Regions from separate parts of the Homo sapiens genome. Here regions 2, 3, 4, 5, 6 and 7 are each linked to region 1. The links are chromatin loops, found by intact Hi-C in ENCODE. Cell type or tissue: heart right ventricle. All regions are shown on one strand. Region 1 holds the start of EGLN3 (egl-9 family hypoxia inducible factor 3). Region 2 has its middle 190 kb from the start of EGLN3-AS1. Region 3 overlaps LOC102724945 (a long non-coding RNA gene). Region 4 overlaps LOC102724945 (a long non-coding RNA gene). Region 5 overlaps EGLN3-AS1 (EGLN3 antisense RNA 1). Region 6 holds the start of LOC105370444 (a long non-coding RNA gene). Region 7 has its middle 100 kb from the start of EGLN3.

Region 1 (4,000 bases):
ACTGCTCAGATAGACAAAGCTGAGAGACAAATGCCCTGTAGAACTCCTAAGTTCTCCCTCCACTGGCCTCTAAGCTTTTGTGCTGGGTCAGGCTAATTTGCTTGACTCTTTTCCAGTGACTTCTCTTTGGGGAGGCTCCCCAGCCCCTTTTGCAAATAGATCCTTCCAGATAAGCCCAGACATACTGAATCCCAAGTGGAGGCTGCTATGGCTCAGGGTCAGACATTGAGTTCCCAGTAACTATTTATTAGCCATTCACTATGTGCTAAACACTGGGGTTCCAAGGATGATGGTCTCCTCTCATCATGGAGCTGCCTTGGGAATTTAGACAAGAGCTCTTTGAGCAGTGATGGCCTTTACCCCAAGGAGGGGTACCTCCTGCTCAAAGGTAATACCAAAGGTGCCAACTAATCACTGACTTGGCAGAGAACCTCTCTCAATATAACTAGAAGTTTCATCAAAGTTTCTTAAGCACTCCACCATTGACTGCTCTCCTTCACCATCCCCCAGGTTCTTACTCAACCACGTGCCTCTGTCTGCTTCTTTCCAACTTGTAGCAGCACCTTTCCTCTTCTATTCTTTGTTCTTGTCCTGGATGTCATTCCCTTTCTCCCCTCAGAGGCAGAGAGGAGAGGGCTGCTGGAGGAAGAAGAAAAGTGAAAAAGCTGTAGAAATTTGCTTCCACAATAAACAATACCCGAAAAACCTGTACATTCTTTTCTTCAACTTAAATGAAGAACCCAAGTGTGCACTCATATGAAGTAAAAAAGGTGCAAATAGGCCGGGCACGGTGGCTCACGCCTGTAATCCGAGCACTTTGGGAGGGCGAGGCGGGCGGATCACCTGAGGTCGGGAGTTCGAGACCAGTCTGACCAATGTGGAGAAACCTCACCTCTACTAAAAATACAAAATTAGCCAGGCATGGTGGCGGGCGCCTGTAATCCCAGCTACTTGGGAGCCTGAGGCAGGAGAATTGCTTGAACCTGGGATGCGGAGGTTGTGGTGAGCAGAGATCACACCACTGCACTCCAGCCCAGGCAACAAGAGCAAAACTCCGTCTCAGAATAAATAAATAAAAAAAATACAGTTCCTTTTTTTTTTTTTTTAAAGAAGTACAAATAGCTTTGCATGCAATTTATGAATTTTTTCCTGATTCTGATCGCTGGTGTTCAGTAGGAAAGGGAATCAAAACTCCATAAAGCAAATCAGCTTATCTGTAGATAACCAAAGTCTTCTCAGTGGTGTCTGTCCCTCTTGTGAAAGTACAGCTGCTTGTGGGAAAAGTGAGAGACCTAGAATACAGTGTATCTTTTGGGGGACATACCTCTGACTGTTACAGAAGCATGTGATTAATTTGGAAGGTAGAATTTCGGAACATCATATTTTAATAGGAAGCTTGAAAGGTAAGTAGAGGAAAACATCAAGCAAAGCAAAATACACCATTTGCAGAGTTCAATCAGATATGACTCAGCATTTCTTCATTGTGCTCATCCCCAGCTCCTCAAGCACATAGTGCCTTGCACACAGTAGGGGCTGAGGGAAATATTCGTTAATGCATTAATTTTAGTTAAAACTAGATACCTCCTAATCTCTCAGTGGCTTGAACTGGGTCAAACAGCAGAGGAATGGGGTAAATAAGGAAAGACACCCGGTAAAGGTAGAACAAGACCACTGCTTAATAAATATATTCGTTTTTGGGGTTATTATTTTGCTCAAAAGTCTATGAGGTGACCAACCCAGAATGTGGCAGTTAATTCTATTTACATTTTCAGTGTGGGATCCAGGTTTTCAAGTTTGTTATGTGATTTTATGCAAAACAATATGCAAATCCAGCGCATTCTAAAAATTCAGTCTGCTTTCCAGCCGCTCCCCTGGTCACAAACAACTAAGGTTGGCGCCGGGCTCTCTGGGATCCTTCGCGGAGGGGCAGAGCAGGCGGGGGTGACTGGCAGCGGGGCGGGGGAAAGGGCGGTCCCGGAGGCGGTCCCGGGGCGGAGCCCGTGACGCGCGGAGTCGGCCGGCTTAAGGGCCGGACCTCAGCGTCTCCCGGAGTCTGGCCGCAGTCGCGGCAGTGGTGGCTTCCCATCCCCAAAAGGCGCCCTCCGACTCCTTGCGCCGCACTGCTCGCCGGGCCAGTCCGGAAACGGGTCGTGGAGCTCCGCACCACTCCCGCTGGTTCCCGAAGGCAGATCCCTTCTCCCGAGAGTTGCGAGAAACTTTCCCTTGTCCCCGACGCTGCAGCGGCTCGGGTACCGTGGCAGCCGCAGGTTTCTGAACCCCGGGCCACGCTCCCCGCGCCTCGGCTTCGCGCTCGTGTAGATCGTTCCCTCTCTGGTTGCACGCTGGGGATCCCGGACCTCGATTCTGCGGGCGAGATGCCCCTGGGACACATCATGAGGCTGGACCTGGAGAAAATTGCCCTGGAGTACATCGTGCCCTGTCTGCACGAGGTGGGCTTCTGCTACCTGGACAACTTCCTGGGCGAGGTGGTGGGCGACTGCGTCCTGGAGCGCGTCAAGCAGCTGCACTGCACCGGGGCCCTGCGGGACGGCCAGCTGGCGGGGCCGCGCGCCGGCGTCTCCAAGCGACACCTGCGGGGCGACCAGATCACGTGGATCGGGGGCAACGAGGAGGGCTGCGAGGCCATCAGCTTCCTCCTGTCCCTCATCGACAGGCTGGTCCTCTACTGCGGGAGCCGGCTGGGCAAATACTACGTCAAGGAGAGGTCTAAGGTAGGACGCGCTCGGCGCCCTGCCGCAGCTGCTCCCGCGGGGACGGGAGGCACTCGGAGTCCGTTGTATGTCGACTTCCCAGGGCCGTAAGCGAACTTTGTTTTTTAACCAAGAAGTCAGCCTGGTTTGTCTCTACTCGCTGCTTCCCCCCACCCCTCGCCCCAGCTCCTCTGAGCGAAAGTCAACGTTAAGGGGCTCAGGTGAACCATGATGATGACCTTCTGTTGACTTTGAAATATTGGCTCTTGTGGGTGACAAAAGCCAGACAAGCTGTGGCTGTGGTCCGATTTTAAGACGAGGTTCTCAAAGATCCAAAGGAGGGAAAGGGTATTGGAAACACTGTGTATCATCTGAGACACACGTGTCCTCATGATCTTAAATGCCTACTTTAAAGCCACCTAATACTGCCCTTCATTGTGGTCAGAAGAGATTTCTACAAAAGCACTCAGAATTCTGGAGGCAGTTGTGATTTTGCCATGTGGCAGTTGGTTTGTGGAGTTGGGCAGGTGTGAAAGGGTAAAACTCCACTTCTGAATGCTGCTTCTGCCCCCTGGGACCCAGCACATTGTTAGACCATCTTCTTGACTGAAAATTCTCTCCTGATGCTGAGCCCTGCACCACCACCTTCCTTTTCCTAACTATGAATTGATGGCAAAGTCCACTCAAAACAACCAGTTAAGTGCTCACGAGAGAGTAGTCAAGCACCTCCAGAAAGAAACCGGGTTTTTGTTCACATAGCAGGAAGTGACTCCCTGGGTGGTAATTTATCTTGGAAACACAGGTAGATTGGCAGAAAAACGGGAACATGTAGGTACCGCGATGTTGGTGCATGTCCATTACTTTGGGATAGGCTTTCTCAGTCTTTCCTCAAATGATAGTTGAGCCAGTTTTCCAGTGGCAATTCTGAGTGACTTGCGCTTGTCTTATGGTGTGGTCAAGGGACGTTCAGAACTACGGAAAACTTTTACTGAAACAGCGAAGCAGAGTATACCGGCATGAGAGGGAAGATGAACACTCACCTATGTACCACTCTTTGACAATAAATATAGTATTTCTCAAATCAGTCTCAAGACTGATCCTGTCTCAGAACAGACCATTGTTCTCTCATTTCTCTAATACGCTGAGAGGAACACTCTGAATAAAGGCTAAGTGGTGAGGATTGGAAACGTGTGGGAGTGAAGGGGTGGAGGTGGATGAGTGCAGTGGGGAGTCACAGTTTGCCGTACAACTTCCAAGCCAAGAGGCCATGAATAGAATATCTGAAAGCA
Region 2 (4,000 bases), 280 kb before region 1:
GGCTTTGCCTCTGCTTGAGTCATTGCTTTTCCTTGCAGAGAAGGCACAGCTGCATTCCTGCCTTCTCTGAGATCCTGCCTGCTGGATGGCCAAGGGGCTTGGGCCAGAGTGAAGAGGGGAATTTAAAGTAGTGCACTTCAAACTATTCATAATGAAAGACTTACGTATGTTGTTTTGTTTTTTATTTCCAATCTCTTGTGGACTGATAATCTTTTAAAGAAAAAACTTTAAAAATTTTTAAATGGACAAATAATAATTGTACATATTCACAGTGGTACATAGTGATGCTCCAGTATTATAAAGTGTAGTGATCAGGGTAATCAGCACATCCATCATCCCAAACATTTGTCATTTCTTTGTGTTGGGAATATTCAATATCCTCCTTCTAGCTACTTAAAACTATGTGACATATTATTGTTAACTACAGTCATCCTATGGTGGTATAGAACACTAGAACTTATTCCTCCTATCTGGCTGTAATTTTGTGTCCTTTAACAAATCTCTTCCTATCCCTCCCTTCCCCCTACCCTTCCCAGCTTCTTGTATCTTCTGTGCTACTTTTACCTTTACCAACGTTTTTTTTTTTGAAGTTTCCACATATGAGTGAGAACGTGGTATTTAACTTTCTGTCTCTAGCTTATTTCACTTAACACAATGTCCTCCAGTTTCATGCATGTTGCTGCAAATGACTTGATTTCATTCTTTTTTATGGCTGAATAGTACTCCATTGTGTGTATGTACCACATTTTCTTTATCCACTCGTCTGTTGTTGGATGCCTGGGTTGATTCTGTATCTTGGCTATTGTGAACAGTGCTGCAATAAACGTGGGGGTGCAGGAGTTTCTTCAATATAATTATTTCTTTTCCTTTGGATAAATACATAAAATACAACAGAAATAAAATACTAGAAAAATGAAAAGGAAAACAACATTCAAAACACAAGCTCTAATTTTTTATTGTTAGATTTGATAAATATTAAATTGCTTTGAAAAATTGTCATAGTAGTTCCCAACACTGTTTCTGTGCTTTTCTTGTTGCTAACCAGTGATGGATTGTGGGTAGATAGCAGTCTGTGGACTGGTCTCCACCGCCTTCCCTTGTCCGCACCCCTGCCCCACGGGGTAGCCATCTCCTGCCTTTGGCTGGAGGGCAGGAACATTGGTGGGCTGAGGGCAGGCTGTGGAGATTCTTCCCCATGGTGTGGGGTAGTGAGCGGAAATCCCCACATGAGTCTGATGTGTGTTCTCTAAGATTTAGCGTGTCTTAGTTACCAATTTCGGTACTAAGGAGCCCAATCTTCTCAAGTTGGTTTTGGGTACAGGACTCATCAACCACAGAAAAGCCACAGTGGTAGACATAGGAATGGCAGAAGCCAGGGCAGTTTCAAGGACCTCAGCAGGCCAAGTTCATGGACCCTTACTTAGGGCCCTCCTGTTAACGTGGCTTAGCTTCCAGCTTTCTCAGTCTCTTGACATAAATCATCAAGACAGAGATTCTGTGGATTCAGTGAGGAAAAAGTTCACCTTAGTTCAATTAGCGGCGGGCCAAGAGATGGCGTCTCAGAGCCTGCTCTGCTCTGTAGGGGCTGTGGAAACCAACTCTCTGAGAAAGGAGTTAATGGCAGATTGGGACCCAGGGCAGATCTGGGTGCAAGCTGCTGCCTGTGGAAAGTTCGAAACAATGTCCCAGTTCTCAAGCAGGAGAAAGGTTTTAATCATTCAACTGTAGGGAGAAATTCCTGGCTCTGCCCTGTGCAATCAGCTCATCCTCCTGGGTCTCTAAGTGTGCTGAAATGTTGCTTCCTTGCTCCTGGTGTAACCACTCACTTAGCAAGCAGGAGCCTCCGTGGAAGGCGCTGACCTGTGATTTATGTGCCATAAAAGGGCCGGGATGTTTGATGCCTGTACTTCTCTGCCTGAGAAGAAACATTAAATGAGAGCGAATGGACCCTAGGCTCCTAACGTGGCTGCTGCTTTCCGAATGCGCGCACAGGCGCTCCATTTCATTCTGGCTCCCTGGCCGGGCCGAGCTGATTTTCACCCTGCAGATCTTAACGAAGCTCAAACACTGCCACAACCACAAGAAGCAGAAAGGAAAGGCCCAGCAGCCACTGTTTTCCTCTTCTCATACTGTCACCACGGGAGGCCTCTTGCCATGAAGGTGTTTAAAACTTCCAAAGTTAAAAACACAATGTGAAGCAAGAATCCAAGCTGATGACACCATTTCAAACGGTTTAGCAATCCATAGTTCCAGATGGAAGTTCAGATAGGAGGGCTCCTTGACTTTGTACTGAGCAGTTTCTTATAGAGGCAGAGTCCACTTGAATCCAGAATGTCTGTATTTTGCTTTAACTGGTCAGCTGGTGGAGAGGGCCCTGGATTGGGTGGCTCTGGGTCTCTATCAGAAGCAGACTGTAGGTGGCACTGCAACGCAACTTTGGTGCACCGCAGCGCGTGATAGCGCGCAGAAAACCGGGGGAGATTTAGTGCTCCGAGAAATTCAAGCCCTTTAGGGAAAGGAGCACAAAAATCACCACTTAGAAGTTGCTGTAGAAGCCTTGGGGCCACTGACCATCCTCTCCAGGGACCGAACGGCTAAATGGCAAGGATGATGTGGTGGGGAATGTGTACCTGGCGATGGTTTGCAAAATCTTGACGTTAAAAATCACCACTGTTTCATGTGTGTGGGAAATAAGAAGGCAGGGAGACAGAATGAAAAGCCTGAGAAAACACAATAAGGGTGAGAGAGAAATGGATTTTTAAATGACTATTATTATTGTTTTATTTTGAAGGAGAGTTTGAAGTACATGAATTCCCTCTGCATGTATACTCCCACCTGACCATTGAATTAAGGTGGGTACAGTTAATAGTTATAATAGAGAATCATGGTAAATAACACTGATTGAGGGTACTTTATTCATGAGTGATAAGATGAATCAAGAAAGAAAAATTAAGGGAAGCGTCATGAAATGTCTTTTCTCGTGGGCCACATGCTCTAATATTTGGGCTAATTCTAGTCTTATGCTATAAGAAATCACTTAGTCTACAGTTTTGTGGACTTAGTTCAGAAGTGGATGCTTTTGGAGACGAATGTAAGGTCCTCCTCTGAACCTCATTTTCCCATTTGCAAGGATTCGTTCTGTCTATTTCTATTTCTAATGGTTTTCAAAGTGTGATTCTGGGAACAGTAGCATTGGTATCACCTGGGAACTTGTTAGAAATGCAAATTTCTGAGCCCCACTCCAGACCTTCTAAATCAGAAACTCTGAGGATGGGGTGTAGCAATGTGTTTTAGCCAGTCCTCCAGGTATTTCGGATGCATGCTGATGTTTGTGCACACCTGCTGTAAGGAGTCCCTCAGATATGTATGGGGGAAAAGTGAGGATAGATTACTCAGGAAACATTGAACCCTTACGATGTTTATTAATAGCTGAGTGATATATGCTGGGGTTACAATGAAGAAAACATGGTTCTTCTCTCAAGCTGTTTATAATTTAGTGGGAAAACAGGCATACTTACAATGCTAAATGGAATAACTACTCCTTGAAAATACTAATTCTGCCTAGAAAGAAGGGAGGAGAAAGGCTTATAGGGTGGTGGGGAACATTTGAGCAGAGTCTTGAAGGATGAGAAGATTTAATGAGGCAGAGAAGGGCTTGTAGCTTTTATTATTTATTTTTACTTATTTATTTTTTTGAGATCAAGGCTCATTCTGTTACCCAGGCTGGAGTGCAGTGGCATGGTCAGGGCTCATTGCAACCTCAACCTCCCAGGCTCAAGTGATCCTTCCACCTTAGCTTTCTGAGTAGCTAGGACTACAGGCCTGTGCCACTATGCCCGGCTAATTTTTGTATTTTTTGTGGAGACAGGGTTTCAGCATGTTGCCCAGGCTTGTCTTGAACTCATGGGCTCAAGTGATCTGCCCGCATCGGCCTCCTAAAGTGTTAAGATTACAGGTGTGAGACACCACGCCGGGCCTGCTTGTAGCTTTTAAATGTTGT
Region 3 (4,000 bases), 130 kb before region 1:
TACACTTTTGAGGTGTGGCTGTTCAACTCTTCCTGTACATTTTGTGAGATTACTAATATCCTTTCACAAGTAAATTCCTTTTTGTCTTAAGCCAGGTAGAGTTGGTTTCAAAAGAACCTTAATACCATTGAAAAATATAAGGAAGACCACATGTTCATGACTTAGGATTCTGTTAATAATTTCAATTATTTGCTAGCCTATGTGAGGGTGTTACCCACAATTCTGGGTCCCAGTAGTAGCTGGAAAAGTTGCTACCTAAACTGGGCATCCCCTCATCCCCTACTGTTAAATAGAAACAAAGACAAATATAGTCAATTAACTCTGATTACTAAAGACTCTGATAAGAATTGAACATCTTAGTTAAAGCAAATAATCAACTTGTATCGTTTAACTGTAGATAAATAGAAACCAAATGAATGAATTCACTCATTGCTAACATTAGGAGCGTTAGTCACCTTGGGGCTGCAGCACTGACATCTGCCCATCTAGCTGCCTTTAAAAGAACCATTTGCTCTGGGAACACAAACATCATCTCAACTACCTAAACTCAAACAACAGGTCCTTGAATTCAAACTTGTTTTGAAAAAAAATTATGATCGAGACACAACTTGAATCCTCTTATTACCCATCCATTTCTCTTTAGAAGTAATATATGAATAAAAACAAAATACTTGGAAATCTCCTAAGATTTTCTCACTGCTTGAAGTAGGAAGTCCCAATAGATAGTTCATTCCCGTTTGGTGAAGAAAGCAGCTAAAATGGAGGTTTGAGATGAATGCTTAGCAGCTGGAAGTTGCTGCATAGGGCGATAGCAGGAGAAAGGAAGCAGGTGAAAGTTCCTGCTGCTCTTATTTGGGGGAAGATGCTGGGAGAGGCCTTACAAGCTTGATGGCCTTGATCATTTATTTCTGAGTTCAGAATAATTGTCTCCCACACGCTTACCTAGAACCTCTGTGATCTTGGTTCTGAATAGGTTAATCTATTTTTAATGGCTACCCAAATACTATTAAGCTAATTCTTGCATTCCTTTGCTCTTCCTATTTAAAAACAAAAGTTCTGATAGTAATAGATGTCCCTGCCATTGTGGCCAAGAGAATCACCTACAGATGCTCTCTGAACAGAAAAAAATTGAACCTGAGATTCACATATCTATGCTTATAATTCTCCACATTTACAACCTCTTAGTCTTTAAAAAATCTAATGATTTAGGTGCAGAGTTCTTTTTTCTTAATTGTATTGTTGGACTTATCTTAAACATAATCTGTAAGACTCAACATAATATCATTTATCCAGTATTTTTTATTGTACTAAATTTCAGGACTAATCTAAGTTTAAACTCTTTATTTTAGAAAATCAGTAACAGCAGCTAATTAGCACATCTCATTCTGGATGTATTTGCCAACCAATTTCAGAGACTCATTTGCCTGTTAAGAGATTTTATTGAACACCAGCACCACAGACTCTCCTTTTTTTCTAGTAAACAGCTCATGCTTATTATCTTATTACAGGAATGCCACTGGTTAAATCAGGCTCTGAATATAAATAGCCATATTACTGCCATCAGGCATCAATGTTTATTTAGTGGCTGTGAGTCATGCATACCTCTTTGATCGGGTTTGGAATGAGCCATTGCCGTTTTTGTTCAAAAAGGTTATTTGCAAAGGCTACAGAAGTATCAGTTAGATTAAACATGAAATTAATCAGCGTGGAATTTTATCAGCCATTTCTGCCACCAAACACCAGGTGTCAAGAGCATGTGCAAATGAGGGCTGAACATAATGAAGCTGGGGACAGCTTAGTAGAGAGGTCAGAAAAGATTCCAAGAGGTCTGAGGGAGGAAAGGTGGAGGGAGGCAGCGAGGAAGGAGGGAAGACAGGCAGGCAGGTAATATTGAAGGCCTGCTGAATCATCTGGAACGACTTGGCAGTTTTACATAGCATATCTCATAGCACAGTGTGTGGAATGGGAGTTAGGTGACCTGCGAGCTTGAGCTCTGATCTGCCCAGTCCAGTGATCTTAGGAAAACAACTTAATGCATACAGGCATTACAAAGCATGCAGAGAGAACATATGACAAACTTGTACAAAAGCAGGGAAACCACCTCAATGTTTCTCTAGACTAAAAATATCAGAGAGAAATAGACCCAAGGCAGATGTGATGTGGCTTTTTGTTGATGAAACTATGATGGCAGAGAACATGTGGCCCTTTAACTGGAGGGCTCACTGAAACTGGGTCTATTCCGTCATTCAACATTTAGCGTATCCTCTGCTTGTCAGGCACAGTGCTGAGCAGGCCTGTGAGTAATTATACCATGGTTAGTGCTATGATGATTGCCACTATAAATTCCTGTTGACCTCATTCTCAACCCTGCTTTCAGCACTGCTCGGCGATTCTGATACATTATTCGGAGCGACTCTTCCCCCCATTGTCCACGAAGCCAATTTCTAGCACTCCCTGCTGTCTTCAAGCTTCTGTCTTCCCAGCCTCCATTCTGCTTACTCTCAGTGGCTGATCAGACCTTCCCTACAGTGAAAATAAATTTATCTACATTCACACTGATCCACTCCCTCTCCCATATTCTCATCTCAGGGAATGTCTTTCCTCTTAAAACAGGCAATCCTTCTATCTGTGATTTGGATCCCATTCCCTCCTGGAGGTCGTTTTCTACCTAGAATCTTTAATTCTTCCCTCTCAACTAGCTTCATCATTCCAAATTAAAAAAAAAAAAAATCCTCCTTCAACCATACCCCTCTTCAGGAATCCTCCTCCATTGTCAAAGGCAAGCTACCTGAAAGAATTGTCTACCTAGAATTTTCATTCCCTCGAGTTCCCTGGGAGACCGACACAGAGCTTCGAATGCAGGTGGTGAACTGGGGAAAGCTCTCAGAAGCTGCACCAGGGCTGGCATGAAGGAGTCTCTTGGAAACTGTGACTTTAAAAGATGTACAGCAGGCCCTCCAATAAAGTTGTTTGGTGCAATGTTCTTTCTTTATAACATTGGTGAGGGAAAAAATGTTTTATTGTACATCATTTCATTTAAAGTAGTAGTTTCCAAGAACCTATTCACTTTAAGTGAGGACCTACTGTGGATACAACAGTGGCATCATCCAATTCTAGGGAACTCTAGGGCTGGGATGGCCTTTAGAGATGACCTGAATTGAAGCAAAGGGGACAGGCCTTTGTAACCCCTCATCAACCAGCCATTGGATGCACAGGGCAGGCACATCAACTCGGGTAAGTCAGTTTCCTTTGATAAAAAGTCATTCTTGCAGAGGAATTCAGCTGTGAGCCATCAGCGGGCTAAAGTCCTGGCAGCTGGGGAATGAGTGCTTCAACCCTAAAAGGGGGTTCTGGGTGGCACAGCCTAGCACATGCTCTATAATGACAACCATCTTTCTGTCACCTGGCTTTGTCTCTCCTGAGCTCCAGACTCCATCGACATTCAACTGCCTACTGCAGATTTCCCTTTTGGCAACATGTGAGATACAATAAAACATATACAAAATTTAATGCTCATCACCACCTTCTACAGCTCTACTCCCTCTTTAGGGTTCTCTGTATTAGTCTGTGTTCACGCTGCTGATAAAGACATACCTGAGACTGGGAAGAAAAAGAGGTTTAATTGGATTTACAGTTCCACATGGCTGAGGGGGCCTCAGAATCATGGCAGGAGGCGAAAGGCCCTTCTTTTTTCTTTTTTTTTTTAATTTTTATTTTTATTTTTATTTTATTTTATTTTATTTTTATTTATTTATTTTTATTTATTTATTTATTTATTTATTTATTTTTTTTTTTTTTATTGATCATTCTTGGGTGTTTCTCACAGAGGGGGATTTGGCAGGGTCATAGGACAATAGTGGAGGGAGGGTCAGCAGATAAACAAGTGAACAAAGGTCTCTGGTTTTCCTAGGCAGAGGACCCTGCGGCCTTCCGCAGTGTTTGTGTCCCTGGGTACTTGAGATTAGGGATTGGTGATGACTCTTAACGAGCATGCTGCCTT
Region 4 (4,000 bases), 80 kb before region 1:
TAGGCCAGACAAAGTCAACTGAAGGTTGGGAGCCCATAGGAGGTGGGACCTGGCCCTGGGCTTCCGGAGCTCAGCACCTGAGGCGCTCTGTTAATTACGCACTCCTTGTGGATGGAAGGCTGGGGGCTCATTCTCCTGGCTGCCACGTGGGGGTTCTGAGAGGCGAGAGGAGGTGGCTTCTGGTGTATAGAAGGAGAAAAATTACCAAAGACATGTCTTCCGTAAAAAGGTAGGACATCTTACTTTTGAGGCTCAGTAAGTATCTGTCGAACATGTAGCATTCTTTGACACTGTGGAAGACACTATAGGTTTGAGTACACATGGGCTCACTTCAAAAAACTTATGAGCTAATTAAGAGACAAAGTAAACTCACATACATGCTCCTGAATCTCAGTTTTCTCGTTTCTGAAAAGGAGATAACACCACTTACCTCGTGTGACATGTGACAGATCCAGTAACTTCTGTGAATAGGGTAGGTGCTCAACAAGTAAGATTTGAATATGAGTTTAAAAAAATAATAATGCATTGGCCTCTCCACCTTTTCAGTTTTTCTAGTCATTTCAACAGGGTCGACACCTTTTAAAGTAACTTTTGGGTTAGGAAGTGTGTTTTCCTTGTAATTAATCAGTAGTCCTCTGAGGCTTTTTGAAAAAAGATCATTTCAAGTAGAAGAACCACAGTTTAAATAGGTGATCAGCACTAAGGGAAGATTTAGTATCAAGTTGCCACATTTAAGGGACTCTTTGGAGCAAAGCTTAGTAGTGTGTGCTTGGCACAGCCAACTTCCGGGGGGTTGGTTTCTGAACCCTCAGCTCTGGGGGAGTGTTCAGGTTGTCCTCTGTGCTGGCACAGTCATTGGGACATTGCTTGGTTGCCATCCTTCCCATAGATGAAGGTGGTGGATCCCTGAGGGAATTGCAGATTTAATGTGGGGTGGGCCTCCTCCCTTTTCTCAATGCCAAAAAGGGGGTGTGGTTCTGCCCCTGTCCTTCCCACCTCCCCACACACCCCTGTTATTATATATTATGCTTTGGATACACTTGCCCCTGAAGTTAATCTTATCCTGATCTCACCTGTCTCATTGGGCTGTCTTTTTCTAGGAATTGGTTTTCATTCAACAACTATTTCCCAAGCAATTAACTAGTAGATGTAGGTATTGTGCCTCCTCCCTCAGTCCAGGGGGAGGACTGGCTAGAGCATAAAATGTATATGTGAGATGTAAATAGCTCTAAAGAATAAAGCCTATTAAAATATGTATTATGTATTACAAAGTATCACGGGAACGAAGAGGAAACAGGTTTTCCAGGGTAAGGAGGCAGCATTTGATCTAGGACTAATGTTAATAGTCAGAAAAAGGGATGAGGAAGTAGCTTTAGCAAGGGTAGGGTGTGTTTGCCATTTTATACCTTAGACAAGTAATTTGTAAGGGCTGGAAGACAGGGAAGGACCCAAGGACAGATGATAATAGCAAAATGGGGTTGCAGGTAAACCATAGCTGCCCTTGAAAGACTTGTTTAGGAGCATTATAGGTCAAGAAGAGCCACTGATGTTTGACAAGCAGGAGGCAATGTTTGAGCTATTTAGGAAACAGTGTCTGGGTGAGACAGAGTGACTGGTGCCAGAATGGTGCAGTCATTTAGGCGGGAGAGAGAATTGTTTCCGTAGAAATGAAAATAAGAGGCAGATATGAGAGAGTGGGTATCGGAGTGGAGAAGGTGGCTTTGAAGGTGACACAAGGCTTCAAGCCCCTGTGTGGACAGGGAGGGATACCACGGAGAGGGGGAGCCCCAGAAGAGGGGCTGCTAGGCTGGGAATGGTGATCCCTATGTAGATCACATTGCATTTGAGGGGCTGGCAGGATGTACATCTGCACCTGACCAATAGGCACTGGAAATTCAGATCTGGAGCTCAAGTATGTGGTAAGGCTAAAGATAGAGATTTGGGAGTGGTCATCCCATGGATACTAGATGAAATGGCAAGTTGTTTAGTTTCCTTAACCACCTAAAGAAAGGCTTGGTTTCTGGTTGCATGGGTGACAGCAGGTGGATGAGTGTTTTCTGGTGCCTAAATGACCAGTCCTGATTCTGCCAACACAGTCCTTGGATCTTTGAGATTCCAAAAAAGGGACACATTGGTTCTGTCCTCTTTCACTTAGCCCAGCTTTGTCTCTTCTCCCTCAGTTGTCCAGCTTCTAATTCTGCAAACAACAGCTGGAAAACATGAGGGCTGACTCAACAGCTGTGTGTTGGGAATCAAAAGGCATCCAGGATGAAGATACCATCTGGCTATAGCTGCTGCCAAAATGAGTGTGTGTGTGTGTGTGTGTGGGTGTGTGGGTGTGTGTGTGTGCATATGTGAGTATGACATAGGACGGAGTGGCTGAAAATTTATTGCAAACTGTTTTTAAACATGGTAAATTAAATATTCTTTAAAAATAGTTGAATGCTGGCCGGGCACAGTGGCTCACGCCTGTAATCCCAGCACTTTGTGAGGCTGAGGTGGGCAGATCACAAGGACAGGAGATTGAGACCATCCTGGCCAACATGGTGAAACCCTGTCTCTACTAAAAATACACAAATTAGGTGGGTGTGGTGGTGCATGCCTGTAATCCCAGCTACTCGGGAAGCGGAGGCAGGAGAAGCAGTTGAACCTGGGAGGCGGAGATTGCAGTGAGCAGAGATTGCGCCACTGCACTCCAGCCTGGGCGACAGAGCGAGACGCTGTCTCAAAAAAAAAAAAAAAAAGTTTGAATGCTGTCTCAAAGATTATTTCATTTTATATTTCATTCAAAATCTTGGTGATTAGAAAATCGGAAATCTAGCATGCAAGTTCTGATTGCAGGTGACCACCCTTTGTACACTCACTATAGCCTGACCCTGCACTGGCAGTGGAGTATGCTCAGAGACTCAACTTGGCTAGAGGCTGCCTCCTTTTTTCAAGGAGAGGCACAAGGATCTAAGAATATATGAAAAGATTAAAAGTTCAAGAAAAGGCTTTTGTCCCCAATCCCAGTTAAAGAGAGGCCTCTTCCTGGAAAGTGATTAGGGATCTGTGTGGGTGGTTTTGTTCCCCGCCAAACAAGTCTCGAGCTAGGTAATCTGTTTCTAATCATAATTTGGATTACCCGTCAAACTAACCAAATGTTTGTTTGTCTAAGGAGGCCAATCCTCAGGCAAAGAGAAGCTTGACAAACCTCCACCAAGGAACTGGGAAAGTACTTCCCCCACCTCCCCAACCCCACCTCCCAGTGGGATCATTCCAAGGTCAGCAGGCTACAACCGCTGCCTCCTTGTGCTGGAAAGCGCAGAAAGTAACTGCTGTCTTTGCACAGCATTCTGGCTTCTTCAGTTTGGGGCTGTCCCTTCTCGAACCAAACAAATTGCCATCCCCTTCCCAGCCCCTCCTCACCCCCTGGAACATTTGGCAGTGTTTGCGGACTTTCGGTTGTCACCATTGGGGTAACAAGAGTGTGTTATCAGCATCTAGAAGGTAGAAGCCAGGGGAGCTGCTAAACATCCTACAAGGCACAGGGCAGCCTCCATAACAAAGAATTAGCCAGGCCCAAATGTCGATTGTACCCATAGTAGAGACAGCTTTAACTAAAACCTGCCCTCACTGGTGTTTGTTCCTAAACAGAGAGTAAGTAAGCCTTCCAGTAGGCAGATGTTGGTAAACCAGCAATCTGGGGGTGGCGATGTTGGGGGGTGGGGGGTTGGGGAGGAAGCCCCTAATTTGTAGCCTTAGCCAATTTCCCTGATTAAACACTCTCACCATGTTTGATATCAATATCATGTTCTTAACATGGAGTTGGAAAGAGTTGCATTGAATAGGCTCTCGCTAGCTACTACACACCAGCTCCAGATATTCACCTGGGCCCACGGATTCTCAAATCTTAGTAAGAACAAACAAAGCCAGCACGCTCCCATAAATGAATGTGGGTGTCCGTGTCATGCTGAGCCATACTGGAACCTCAGACAAAAGGAAAAATCAGTGATATTGA
Region 5 (4,000 bases), 110 kb before region 1:
GTTTTCCTCATTAGATTTGGGTTATGGTTTTAGACAGGCAGACCACAAATGGTAGCTGCTATTTTCATCACATCATATCAAGAGTACATACTATTCACATGAATTATCACTGTTGACGTTGACCTTGATCTGGAGCCCAGGCTAGGGTAGCCATGGAAGGAGGATGAATTTGTGAAATGTTACACAGGGATTTCAGAACTTGACATTTACTTAGATTTGGGGAGAAGGGTTGGAGTAAAAGGAAAAGGAGAGAGAAGAGTGAAAACTATTGCTGAGGTTTCAAAGGTAGGTGACCGGGCACCTGGCTAGTATAGGACAAATCCAGCTGAGTGTCAGTGATCTGTCCCAGTAGAGAAATCTAGCCTGCGGTTGACCTTCTCCTTTTGGAGCTGGGGAAAGTTCAGGACAAGGAGGTTCCATGGCTGAGGTTGTCACTGCCCTAGAACATGAGGGTAGAGAAGTGTGATTGGCACATATTCCCTGCTGGATGCATCAGCCAGTAAGGCCACCTGAAAGAGTTCCTCCCAGAATAATTTGCACAGTCACCTGGAGGTGATGGCAGGGACATCATCACCTTAGATGTCTAAGACCTCCGGCTCTGAGTTTGGGGGTATGGTGGGAGGACTCAGGGCGCATTCCTCAGTATTCTCCCAGCTACTTAGTTATTTGGAAAAGCAGTAGATGCTGCCTGAAGTCAATTAGAACTGTAGCTGAAATTTTCCCAGACGAAGGCAACTGGACACCTGTGGAGGCCAAAGCAATTCCTCGGATGCTAATCCACCATGTTGGCTTCTGAATAACCCCAGTTCTGGGAAACCTTCTGAGATTTCCAGCTTATCTCTTGTACCTTGTTTAAGAACACCCACTTGTCATAAATCCTGCCCTTAGGGCAAATTTCTAGGCATGTCCTCTGCAGCACTTGTGCCCCTCCCCTACTGTATGTAATCCCTGGCTCTGGGGGATGGTGCTGGGATCCACCATGGCTGGAGACGTGGCTTCTGTTCATAAGTCCTTATTAAGGCTGGGTGCGGTGGCTCACACCTGTAATCCCAGCCCTTTGGGAGGCCAAAGTGGGTGGATCACCTGAGGTCAGCCTGACCAACATGGTGAAACCCTATCTGTACTAAAAATACAAAAATTAGTTAGGCATGGTGGCGCAGGCCTGTAATCCCAGCTACTCGGGAGGCTGAGGCAGGAGAATTGCTTGAACCCAGGAGGCAGAGGTTGCAGTGAGCCAAGATGGTGTCATTGCACTCCAGCCTGGGCAATAGAGTGAGACTCTGTCTCAAAAGAAAAAAAAAGTCCTTATTAAATATTTTTTCCTAAGAAACTGGATTTGTCAGCCTGTTTCTTTAGCCTCTCAGCTTCCTCCGACTTTGGGGTAGGTTTGCATAGACTTGCCCACCTCGAAACGACACCGACTTTATAAGATGCATTATAGAAAGAATTGAAGGACATATATTAAAATGTAAACAGTGTGTAACTTTGATTGGTGGATTTAGGGGCTGTATCAGTTTTCTAGGGCTGGTTAATAAATTACCACAAACTGGGTAACTTGGAATTACAGAAATTTATCTCACAATTCTGCAGGCTAGAAGTCTGAAATCAAGGTGTTGGCAGGGTCATATTCCCTCTGAAGCCTCCAGGGGAGGATCCTTCCTTGCTTCTTCCTAGCTTTTGGTGGTTTGCGGCAATCCCTGGTGCTCCTTGGTTTGTAGCTGCAGTATTCCATTCTTTGCCTCTGTCATCACCTGGCATTCTGCCTGTGTGCCTGTGTCCAAATTTTCCTCTTCTCGTAAGAACGCCAGTAATACTGGATTCAGGGTTCATGTTAATTTGATACATCTGCAATAATCCTATTTCCATTCACAGGTTACTTTCACAGGTTCTGGATGGACATAAATCATGGGGGAGCACTATTCAACGCTGTACAGGAGTGATGATACTTCCTTCTTCGTATATTTCTATTTCATCCAAGTTTCTTTTTGCAACCTATATGTATTATTTCTATACCAGCAAAAACGCACATGAAAAATGCAATCTCCACCACCAGTAAAATTTGTTCTCCTTTGAAAAATACAACAAACTGCATTTGTTGAAGGGGTTAGTGCTGTCCTGGAACATGCAGGTAAGGTTACTCGTGCCAGTCATGGTGACTTTGCTGGGAGCCTCCCTATACTCCCAGCCAAACCGTGTTGAAAGGACAGGGAGGAGTGTTGGGTTGCAGGTGCCTGGGGAAGTGTCTGGACATCTCTGCTCAGGCCAGGGCCAGGGATGTGGGAGTGTTCTGTCCTGCTCTGCGGTAGGCTCCTGGCTTCCTTGATATGGGGCTCACCCGGAGAGATTGCATAGACCCTCTGTGGCAGCACCCCTTCCAGAACCAATACAGGAGGCAACTCAGAAGAGCATGGCTGTGATAACTGAAGCCACATGCAGCCTGGCAGGATAAACACTGCCTGGGAATCAGATGCTATTTTCCTGGCCTCTCTCAGGTACTGGGGCCCAGTGGGGAGGTGATTTCTCTCACGACAGACACACCCCAGGCTGTCCTCTATTAGTCACAGCACATGCTTAACTCTGTTTGGTTATGTTCCCCTGACGTTCTGCACGTCCCACCATCCAGCAGTGTGTGTTTACCCCTCCCCACAGCTAGTTGGACTAAACAACATCTCTCGTGCAACACGTTCTAAAGGAGCAGCTGGGAATCAGGTTTAAATCTTGGATTTTCAGCATAACTGAGTTAAAAATCCCTGAGACATCTTTTGTCTATGGGTGCCAGGGAGAGAAAGCAAACAAGAGAGAAAGAAGGAATTCTTAGTGTGTTTGACTTAAAAGCTCGGACGGCTTCTTTCAGAAGGCACTGGTGTGTCAGGCTAATTTTTTAAATGTAAGAGAATCCTGTTTGGGGCTTTCAGTGGGTAGATTTAGCTATTAAGAAACAAAAACACCACTGGTTTTTTTTAAGTGGGGCAGGGTGGGCTTCTCCAAACAACAGTTCCTAGTCAAACTCTTGTAGAATGTCAATTTCAAGCTCAGTCCCACCTCACTGAGAGACACAGGCTTTCATTCTTTTCCTACACAGCGATTTAACCCTTTACTAGGGTAAAGGATAGTTATAGGATAAGAAAAAAAAAATCTCCTTTTTAAAACAGGATCCATCTGTTATCAAAAGATCCCACTTCCTGATGGACACCTAACCACCATTTACTGGGGGATCCCTGGGGAGGCCACTGTACTAAGTGCTTTGCATATATTATCTATTCCGTTCCCCCAGCACCACTGTTATCCCCATTTCACAGAAGAGGAAACAGAGTCAGAGAAACTGAGTGATTTGCCCTAAATTGTAGTCATTGGCTACTCGAGCCTAGGTCTGAGCAACTACAAAGCCTGGAATCTTGACCAATTCATTGAGCTGCTCCAAAAGAGGACAACACCTGTGAAAGGGTCCTGCACAGAGGCAGAGAATAGTAGACATTCATAGATATAAGGTGGATATGGTTTCCATTTCCACCTTTACCATTTACTTGCTGCGTTGAATTCAATGACTCAGTTAATTTTCAGAATTGTAGGTGACCCACTTGTAGAGCATGGATGGTTCCCTGTCCTCAAGGGTTCTACTATCATCTGGTGTTTCCCCCTCAGGCACCAACCAGAACGCCATATTTTAGGGAGGGTAAGGATTGAAAGAAGAACCTGCAAAGCATGGTCGCCAGCAGCATCATGCTCAGGACAGCCCTGGTCTGGAAACCCTGGCCAGCCATGGCATTCCAGAGGCACCCAGCCCGCCCCAGGGTGGGGTTAGAGCAGAGGGGTCTTGGGGAGCTTGCTCCATTCTCTGTTGTGACCGAAGATTGTGGGTGTACAAGCGTAGCCTCACCCGAGACATGCTCTCCAGGCCCATCCCTTTTACACCTTTAGCATAGCACTTGACCTGCAAGGTTGTAATTATTTTTAATTTGAATATTCAGAAAAGTACAAATGAAAAAATAATGATTACTCA
Region 6 (4,000 bases), 150 kb before region 1:
CACAAAGCCAGAGTAGTGTCCCCAATGTCCAGTAGGAATTTTGTCAAATCTAGTGAGAGAGCTTTCGAAAACTGCCCTGTTAAAGGGAGGTGATAGAGAGTACCATGATTACAGCTGGGATTCAGGGGTCCAGCTGCGTGGATTCAAATTCTGGCTCTGCCTCTTGCCAGCTGTATAATTTTGTTTAATTCCTCTATGACTTAGTTTTCTTATCAGTAAAATGGTGATAATAATAGTGCATATTAGGTGCAGCTTTTAAGGATACATGAGCTTATACTACATACCTAGAGAAACAGCAGGATGAAGTGTCTAAGAGCACAGGCTCTGGAGCCAGATGGCCAGGGTTTGAATCCTGGCTCCACCACTTACTGTGTGCATGATGTAGGGCAAGTTATTTAGTTTCTCTGTCTCATTGTCCTCTTTCATGGGAATAATAGCATACTTCCTTCATTTTGGTCATCACAAAGATTAGTGAGTCAATCTATGTAAAGGGTTTAGAATGGCACCGATATTTAGCAAGCACTCTGTTAGCTGTGATTAGCACAAGGCCTTGTACATCTTGGTGTGATTGTGTGGCATATAATAATCAGGCAATAACATTTTCCTTCTGCTGGAAGCGGAGACAAGAGGGGGAAACTCATATGCTTGTGACAGAGCTCTGCCCAGTTCATATTCAACACATCTCAGAACTGCCCTGTCTCTTGGTTGATGACACTGTGGGTAGTGAAGTTTGGTCCATTCCCACAGGTGTGATCACATTGGTGTCCGTTTTGCGCTCTGCCCCAATCACACCTTAGCTTCTAGGCTGCCTACCAAAGACATTGTCTCCCCAGTGGCGCTCTCAGACCCAGCCTGGCAGCACACTGCCATTGTTGGGTGACTGATGGCCCACGGGAAATGGGGCTTCCCTTCTGCCCTGGGGCCTGGCTGTGAAAGCAAGCACAAGAAAAATGGTATCAATAAAGAAGGCTGCTCCTGGTAGACAGTGCCTCTTTTTTTCCAACTAAATGATACACCTAAGGCATAAACCACAGAGTCTGAAATCTGAGCCAACCTGGTTGTCTTTTCAGCTTCTGGAACCCACTTGGGACATTGCTACTCCCCCGTGCCTCAAGGGTACCCTTCCTTAAGACCTTGTCCTACAAAGGCCTCATCGTGATTTGCCTGTTGGAGCTTGGCTTGCTCTGATAGACAAAGTGCAGGAGTGGGGTGTGGCTGAGCCGCAGCAGCTGCAGGGAGATCTTTCAGAGAACTGTGGGCAGGACAGAGAACTCCGATCCTGGCCCTGGCACTGGCAGGCTGGGTGAAGTCTCTAGTGCTTAACCCCCTTAGTCCTCTTTTTGCAAAATGAAGGCAACATCAACAGACTTCGGGGAGTCTCCTGAGACTAAATCCTTAAAGAGGGAGTTAGGGAAAAGCAGGTGGTAGTGTTCACTGTGTTGACAGAGCAATCATGCTCATCAGAACCTGTGGTTTTAGGGCCTGGGGGCCATGGAAAGAGCAAGGGGTGGCTTCATCCTCAGGTGGATAGTTCTCCTTCCTGGGGCCTCTCTTCCTTCCTCTCTCCCTTGCTATCCCCTAACCTGTCCCAGTGCTTCTTTAGAGACCAGGAAGATTCTCAGGAATGGTTGCCCCTTGGGCCAGTGTTAGAGCAGGAATCTAGAAGGAAGGTCATGTGTTAGGCCTGCAAAATTTACCCTTCTCCCCAGATGCTTCCATTCCTCTTTACCTCACTGCCCTCCCTTAGATTTTTATTTGGCCTAACTTAGGTCATTTTTTTTAACCAAAAAAAAAATGGGGGGCTATTGGCATAGTTCTACCTCAGCAACTATCCAGGGAGCCTGGCCTGGTCCAGGCATGCAGTGGGTTTTCCTTCAGAAATGAGTCCTTTGAGAGCCCAGAGAAGGGCAGCCCTGAGCCTGTTCACTCAGCCTGACCTGGAAAAACTGCAACCCACTGAGACACTCTGTTTCTCAGTTCTGTCCTTTCTAGAAGGTACCATTCCTCCTGAAAGGTCAAAGTGACTGTTCAGTCTCAATCTATCATGTGATGAAAGGTGTGGTACCAACTACAGCAAATAAACTTACAATTTCCAACATCCAACCAAAGAGGCTGACTACAAAATAAAGCTATTCCTACGAAACTGCAATTTTTGCAGGTCAAATTTTCAGCCAGCCACCAGAGGGTGCCCGTAGAGCTCTCTAAAAATGACCAAAACCTGAAGAATTAGAGGAGAAAGAAAATTTCCAGTGCATGGAAGACCAGGACAAAATACAGCTTACCCCCACGTGACTTGAACAGATACACAGGCCAGACAAGGAGCTGTGAGGCTGTCGACAACAAGAACCAGGGTGGGAGTAACCCCAGATTTTACCTAGATATGAGCTAAACAAGTTGCTTCTTGATTTCACATTGGCAATTGCGATAGTACTTTGAGGACTGGCCCAGAAAGCATTTTCATCCCCTGGCAAAACTCTTCCCCATCAGCTTCCCAACCATGTGTACAAAGGAAATGCAAATACATGTGAATAGTAGCCTGAGTCAAAGTCTTCTTGGAAGGTAAGGCTGCTTGCGACTGCTGCTGCTTTGAAAAAGAAAAATCCTACAATGCAAGTGAAAGGACAGATTTTCTGAGCCACTGCTTCTGCACCAGGGTGAGGGTTCAGAAGGACGAAATACAGGTACCATGGTTCTCTGAAGAGATGGTCTTGTGTGGAGCACACCTGGCATGAAAGGATGGGGACAGCTTCTACCCTCTCCCCAGCAGGGCCCGACAAGCAGGCTGTGTGGCATTCCTGTATTTCCAGGGCTGGCACAGTGGCTGACACACAGTAGCTGCCTGTAAATGTTTGTTGAATGAGTGAATAAATGACTAGGAAGGGAGCTGGAGTGGGTGTGACACTGTCTGGGCTGGCTGGAGCTTTCACCAGGTTGAGGGATGACAGGGAAAGGGGTAGGTGGGTGTGGGAGGGTAATTTCCCAGTGAGGAGAGATTCTGTGTTTCATCTGGGTTGCCTGTCTGAGGCCTTTTCTGTGGGCAACGAAGGCCCTAAGACAGAGTGTGTGGACTCTGCCCTAATGATAGTCAAACCGCCCAATGGTCCCATTCATTCACGTATTTGTCTACTAATTGACAGCTATTGAGTACCTAATGGGAACCGTGGCCTTCATCCCTCATCCCTACGCAGGCGACCCCAGACTGTCTTAGCCACCTTCGTGAGCTGGGGATGGGAATGCCGGAGGAAGTGAGCACATGGCTAATACTGGGCAGGGGCTTTGGCTGTCTGGAAATGCAGCCAGCAGGGAGCTGGACTGAGGCACCGGTTGCTGGCAATTGGGCCATTTGTCTCTCTGGACAAGTGCAAGCAATAAGTGTGTATGTGCTCTGTGTGTGTGAGACTATGCAGGTGTGAGTGTGGGTTGCAATAATGTTTCACCTTTGCCTGAGGGTCTACCATTTCACAACCCTTTGGCAGCACCCAGCCTCCCTTGCTGTGCCTACAAGGGAGAGAAGAGGTGATTAATATTTAAATTTGGAAATAGCTGTAGTTTGGAGACAGACATTATCATTCTAATTCACCATTGGAGAAATTATTATGTCCATGCTTTGCAGAGTATAATGTAGCCTCTATACTTGCTCCCTTCCTAATTTTTCTCCCTTGGGGCTGCTTTAATGACATCTTTGGGGGGATTACAGCCTTCAGATGAACCAAGGGGCATGTCTGACTTGGAAGAAAGAGAATGGGTTTAGGAATCTTCTTGTTTCTCTCCTCCCCTGCCCATGGCTAAGTCTGTCCTTCTGATACTATAATGAGCATCTTTTCCCCATCAGACTGAGAAGTGTAGTTTCTTGAGCTATAACCCTTTTAGTTTGCAAATCTCACACTGGTGAGGTGCTGATGATCGCTGGGCCCACTCTGAGTAGTGGCCCAGCAGGATTCCCCACACTCTGTGAGCTGTTTGATGGCATAGATTATGTATCCACCTAGTCCTTTTAAAT
Region 7 (4,000 bases), 100 kb after region 1:
TGTCTGCATCCCATCCACTTCTGTGCTGTGGCTCCTGCCATTTCGCACTAGATTGTCCCAGTAGCCTCCTCACGGTTTTTCTTCTCCCTCCAATCCATTCTTTTCACAGAAGCCACAGGCATGTTTTTAAAGTACAAACCTGGTCAGGGCACTCCTACTTACCACCCTTCCAAGGTCCTCACTGCCCTCAGTGTGGAGTCCCAGCTCCTCCTGCTCCGGCTTCTGGGTCCCTGCCTGGTCTCCTGGCTACCCAGCCTTGCTTGCCTCTCCATTCCAGCCCTGGGGAACTGCACGTGGGTCCTTGAGCAGACTACGTGAGCCTCTCCTCCCTGGGACTTGGGGGCATGCTGTTTCCTCTTCCTCAAATACTGCTGCCCCTGTTCTCCTCGGACTACGGCCTTCTCACGGGGAGTTTACCTTGACCACAAGACAGGATTATGTACCTCAACTTTTCTATACTTTTGCATATTTGTTCTTACATAATAATTGCCTATCTCGTTTCTTTACTCCCCACCCCCAGCCTAAGGGTAATTTCTTTTTTTCTTTTTTTGAGAGTCTTGCTCTGTCGCCCGGGCTAGAGTGCAGTGGCGCAATCCGACTCACTGCAAGCTCCGCCTCCCGGGTTCACGCCATTCTCCTGCCTCAGCCTCCCGAGTAGCTGGGACTACAGGCACCTGCCACCACACACCCAGCTAATTTTTTGTATTTTTAGTAGAAATGGGGTTTCACCATGTTAGCCAGGATGGTCTCAATCTCCTGACCTCATGATCCGCCTGCCTTGGCCTCCCAAAGTGCTGGGATTACAGGTGTGAGCCACCGTGCCCGGCCGGGCAATTTCTTAATGTCTGGGATAGCTCTTGGGTGATGTAATAGCACAATAGAAATATATGGGCTAACAAATGCAGCCTGTATGGTTTAATGGCTTAGAAGTCAGGCTCCTGGCCGGGCGTGGTGGCTCAAGCCTGTAATCCCAGCACTTTGGGAGGCCGAGGCAGGCGGTTCACCTGAGGTTGGGAGTTCGAGACCAGCCTGACCAACAGGGAGAAACCCCATCTCTGCTAAAAATACAAAATTAGCTGGACGTGGTGGCACATGCCTGTAATCCCAGCTACTCGGGAGGCTGAGGCAGGAGAATCACTTGGACCCGGGAGGCGGAGGTTGCCGTGAGCCGAGATCCTGCCATTGCACTCCAGTCTGGGCAACAAGAGCAAAACTCCATCGCAAAAAAAAAAAAAAAAAAAAAAAAAAAGGCTCCTGAGTCAGCCTGAATTCATTTTCCAATCTCACTCCTTATTGGCTATAATCACCTTGGACAAGTTACTTAATTTTTCTTAATCTCAGATTCTTCATATGTAGATGGGGATAATAATAGTTACCTCAAAGGACTGTTGTAAGCATTAAATGAATTAATAGGCCAGGCATGGTGGTGTGCACCTGTATTCCTAGCTACTTCGGATGCTGAGGTGGGAGCATCGCTTGAGCCCAGGAGATGGAGGCTGCAGTGAGCTCTGATTGCACCACTGCGCTCCAGCCTGGGTGACAGAGGGAGACCCTGTCTCTAAAAAAGTAAAAATTAAAATAATAATACATAGAAATCATGTAGCAGAGTCCTCAAAATGCAGCAAGTATATTTTCCATAAACAGAGTGGTAAGTATTGTGATTGTCAGCACCAGGTGTGGACTCAGGGGTAGGGTGTAGGACTCAACCTGGGGTGGAGGAAGATTTGCAAGGTTTGTCTCAGCCTCTAAGGCTTGTTTGTATAATAGAAAAACTCAAGAGCAATGACTCCAGTCCAAGCTCTGGTCTCATTCTGGTGTTCCTGTGTGGCTGAATTCCTGAATCCCATGTCTGAAGGTGTCCCTGCTGGGCAGGCAAGGGAGCTCAGTGGGGCCCTCTAGTGATGACTTCCTCCCATGCCCTGAGGCACAGCCTTGCTCAGAGGCCTCCCAAGGGTTCCCACATCCTTGGGGATTTTCTATTAGTGAGGAGCAGAGCAAAGCTAGCAAACAGGAGAGCAGCCCTGCTGGCACCGTGGCTCCCTCTGTGGCGGCTTTGAGGTCATTCATGCAAAAGGCACTGTTAGGAAACCCAGATCAGCTGCGAAGGAGCATTTCAGGTGAAAAAACAAAAATGCTTCTTAGTGGTTGACTTAGGGTTCTGAATCTATAGATACTAGATTTGGAAACTTTATCCAAATGGAGCAATTACCAGAGTGTCCGTTTCCTAGGGAGCATTCACTTTTCATCCAAGGAGTAGAACAGCAGCCTTGTTTCCTGCTGTTCCTGTAGGACAATGGAGTCCCAGGATTCAGTGTCCTGATGCTGTCTGGGAGGCTGTGGATGTAAAAAGGAACCAACGTTCTGCTCCACGAGCAGAGAGCAGACGAGAAGCAGAGCATTTGTTCCTTGCCCATCTCAACCTAATGAGGACACGGAGAGATTCTGATTGCTTTTCCATAATTATGTAGGCCTGTCAGAACCACAGCAGCTGGACAGACTTGATCCCTAACTGTGAGGGTGGAGAGTCACTTTCTACTTGGTTCCCAGCTTTGGCCTCATTCTTCTCCCCACAGCTGCAGTCACTTGACTACCTGCTTTCATGACCTCCTGTCTGGTTCTTCCTTCTTTATTTCATTTTGAATATAGCAATGTAAAGATAGCTTATATGCTATCTCCAATAAAGGATACAGATATTGCAAAAACAGCATACAGAAAGGCCTAATGGAAACTGGAGGTACAAATGATAGTAAATCATGAAGTGCACAGGTTCTGGAGGTGGGGGGGACTAGATTTCACTTCTATACCTCTCTGTTTCTACCTGTATGAACTGGGAAGGTTCTATTGTCTTAAGTTTGATGTCCCATCTGTGAAATGGAGAGTGTAATTGTACTAGTCAGAGTTCTTTGTTGCAAGCAATGGAAACCAACTCTGATTTAAGTTAAAAATAAGGAACAGGAGGAGAACTAACAAGACATTGAAATAGCTATTTCGCAGATTTGTTGTAAGGATGAAATTAGATAAAAATCATTCAGCACAATATGTGGCATGTCGACAGTGTTAGATATGTTAGCTATTATTGCATCATCATCATTTATTATGATGATGAGCTCTGTCCTAACTTTCTTACCTGTAGCTTTGGCTCGATAGAAAGTCAATGCTGGTGTTGATGCTATACAGTCTTTTGATTTTTGAGAATGGGTTTCCAAAACATATGGTCGGCGAGCAGTCTCTGGTCCAACCAGCTATTGTCAAAAGGCATAGGGTCACATGGCATAAACCTGGACTATAGCTTTTTTTAAAACAAAAATTTAAAATATATATATTTAGGGGGCACAAGTGCAGATTTCTTAACATGCTTGTATTGTGGAGCGGTGAGGTCGGGGCTCTTAGTGAACCCATCATCTGAATAGTGAAGGTCGAACCCAACAGGTAATTTTTCAACTTTCACCCCCCTCCTACCCTCCCACCTTTTGGAGTCTCCGATGTCTATTATTCCATTCTGTACATCCATGTATACTCATTACTTAGCTTTCACTTATATGTGAGGACATGTAGTATTTGTTGACTTTCTGTTCCTGAGTTATTTCATTGAGGATAATGGTCTCTAGCTCCACCCATGTTGCTGCAAAAGGCATGATTTTATTTATTTTTTTATGGCTGAGAAGTATTCCGTGGCATATGTGTGATTGATGGACACTTAGGTTGATTCCATGTCTTTGCTATTGTGAATAGTGCTCACAATATTGTGAACATGATAAACATGTGAGCACAGGTATCTTTTTGATATGATTTCTTTCCCTTTGGGTAGATACCCAGTAGTAGGATTGCTGGATGGAATGGTAGTTCTATTTTTAGTTCTTTGAGAAATCACCATACTGCTTTCCAATAAGGGTTGTACTAATTTGTATTCCCACCAACAGTGTATAACTGTTCCCTTTTCTTCGCCTTGTTGCCAACATCTGTTGTTTTTAGACTTTTTAATACTAGTCATTCTGACTGG

The links. Hi-C counts contacts between places; a loop is a spot of excess contacts. Peaks named below come from ENCODE experiments on the same cell type or tissue, not always from the same donor. Only the 100,000 strongest peaks of a DNase experiment are listed, where the experiment ranks them.
Region 2: it touches region 1 in a loop (4-fold over the local background); 21 of 110 quality-filtered maps call a loop at or near these places.
Region 3: a loop joins it to region 1, with 2.4 times the contacts of the local background. A loop is called at or near these places in 26 of 110 quality-filtered maps.
Region 4: a loop joins it to region 1, with 1.9 times the contacts of the local background. A loop is called at or near these places in 17 of 110 quality-filtered maps.
Region 5: it touches region 1 in a loop (6-fold over the local background); 37 of 110 quality-filtered maps call a loop at or near these places.
Region 6: a loop joins it to region 1, with 2.4 times the contacts of the local background. A loop is called at or near these places in 26 of 110 quality-filtered maps.
Region 7: a loop joins it to region 1, with 2.8 times the contacts of the local background. A loop is called at or near these places in 28 of 110 quality-filtered maps.

What each region holds. Positions count from the first base shown.
Region 1 is chr14:33,949,128-33,953,127 of GRCh38, reverse strand. It overlaps EGLN3 (egl-9 family hypoxia inducible factor 3), which reads left to right and starts at 2,054. Exons shown (of 5, transcript NM_022073.4): 1 at 2,054-2,732. The coding sequence starts at 2,376. RefSeq lists a silencer at 1,917-1,996 and an enhancer at 2,117-2,286. In heart right ventricle, no CTCF peak of the experiment used is centred here; DNase peaks (open chromatin) are centred at 1,987 and 2,527; H3K4me3 peaks cover 2,553 bases; H3K27ac peaks cover 3,156 bases.
Region 2 is chr14:34,226,611-34,230,610 of GRCh38, reverse strand. No RefSeq gene overlaps it. Among named protein-coding and RNA genes, the nearest start is that of EGLN3-AS1, 190 kb to the right of the region's middle. In heart right ventricle, a CTCF peak has its summit at 2,425 (motif pointing right); a DNase peak (open chromatin) is centred at 2,430; H3K4me3 peaks cover 363 bases.
Region 3 is chr14:34,079,583-34,083,582 of GRCh38, reverse strand. The region is part of intron 5 of LOC102724945 (a long non-coding RNA gene); the gene reads left to right. Among named protein-coding and RNA genes, the nearest start is that of EGLN3-AS1, 42 kb to the right of the region's middle. In heart right ventricle, no CTCF peak of the experiment used is centred here; a DNase peak (open chromatin) is centred at 2,381; H3K27ac peaks cover 3,772 bases.
Region 4 is chr14:34,029,315-34,033,314 of GRCh38, reverse strand. All of the region lies in intron 5 of LOC102724945 (a long non-coding RNA gene), which reads left to right. Among named protein-coding and RNA genes, the nearest start is that of EGLN3-AS1, 8.7 kb to the left of the region's middle. In heart right ventricle, a CTCF peak has its summit at 1,544; DNase peaks (open chromatin) are centred at 2,304, 2,634 and 3,264; H3K27ac peaks cover 2,542 bases.
Region 5 is chr14:34,062,295-34,066,294 of GRCh38, reverse strand. EGLN3-AS1 (EGLN3 antisense RNA 1) reads right to left here. Exons shown (of 3, transcript NR_184209.1): 3 at 3,933-4,000. The region is part of intron 5 of LOC102724945 (a long non-coding RNA gene); the gene reads left to right. Among named protein-coding and RNA genes, the nearest start is that of EGLN3-AS1, 24 kb to the right of the region's middle. In heart right ventricle, no CTCF peak of the experiment used is centred here; DNase peaks (open chromatin) are centred at 404, 1,734 and 2,434; H3K27ac peaks cover 3,868 bases.
Region 6 is chr14:34,097,063-34,101,062 of GRCh38, reverse strand. All of the region lies in intron 4 of LOC102724945 (a long non-coding RNA gene), which reads left to right. It overlaps LOC105370444 (a long non-coding RNA gene), which reads left to right and starts at 2,031. Exons shown (of 2, transcript XR_943735.2): 1 at 2,031-2,681. In heart right ventricle, CTCF peaks have their summits at 1,978 and 2,183 (motif pointing right); a DNase peak (open chromatin) is centred at 2,196.
Region 7 is chr14:33,847,289-33,851,288 of GRCh38, reverse strand. No RefSeq gene overlaps it. Among named protein-coding and RNA genes, the nearest start is that of EGLN3, 100 kb to the left of the region's middle. In heart right ventricle, a CTCF peak has its summit at 1,905 (motif pointing left); a DNase peak (open chromatin) is centred at 1,898.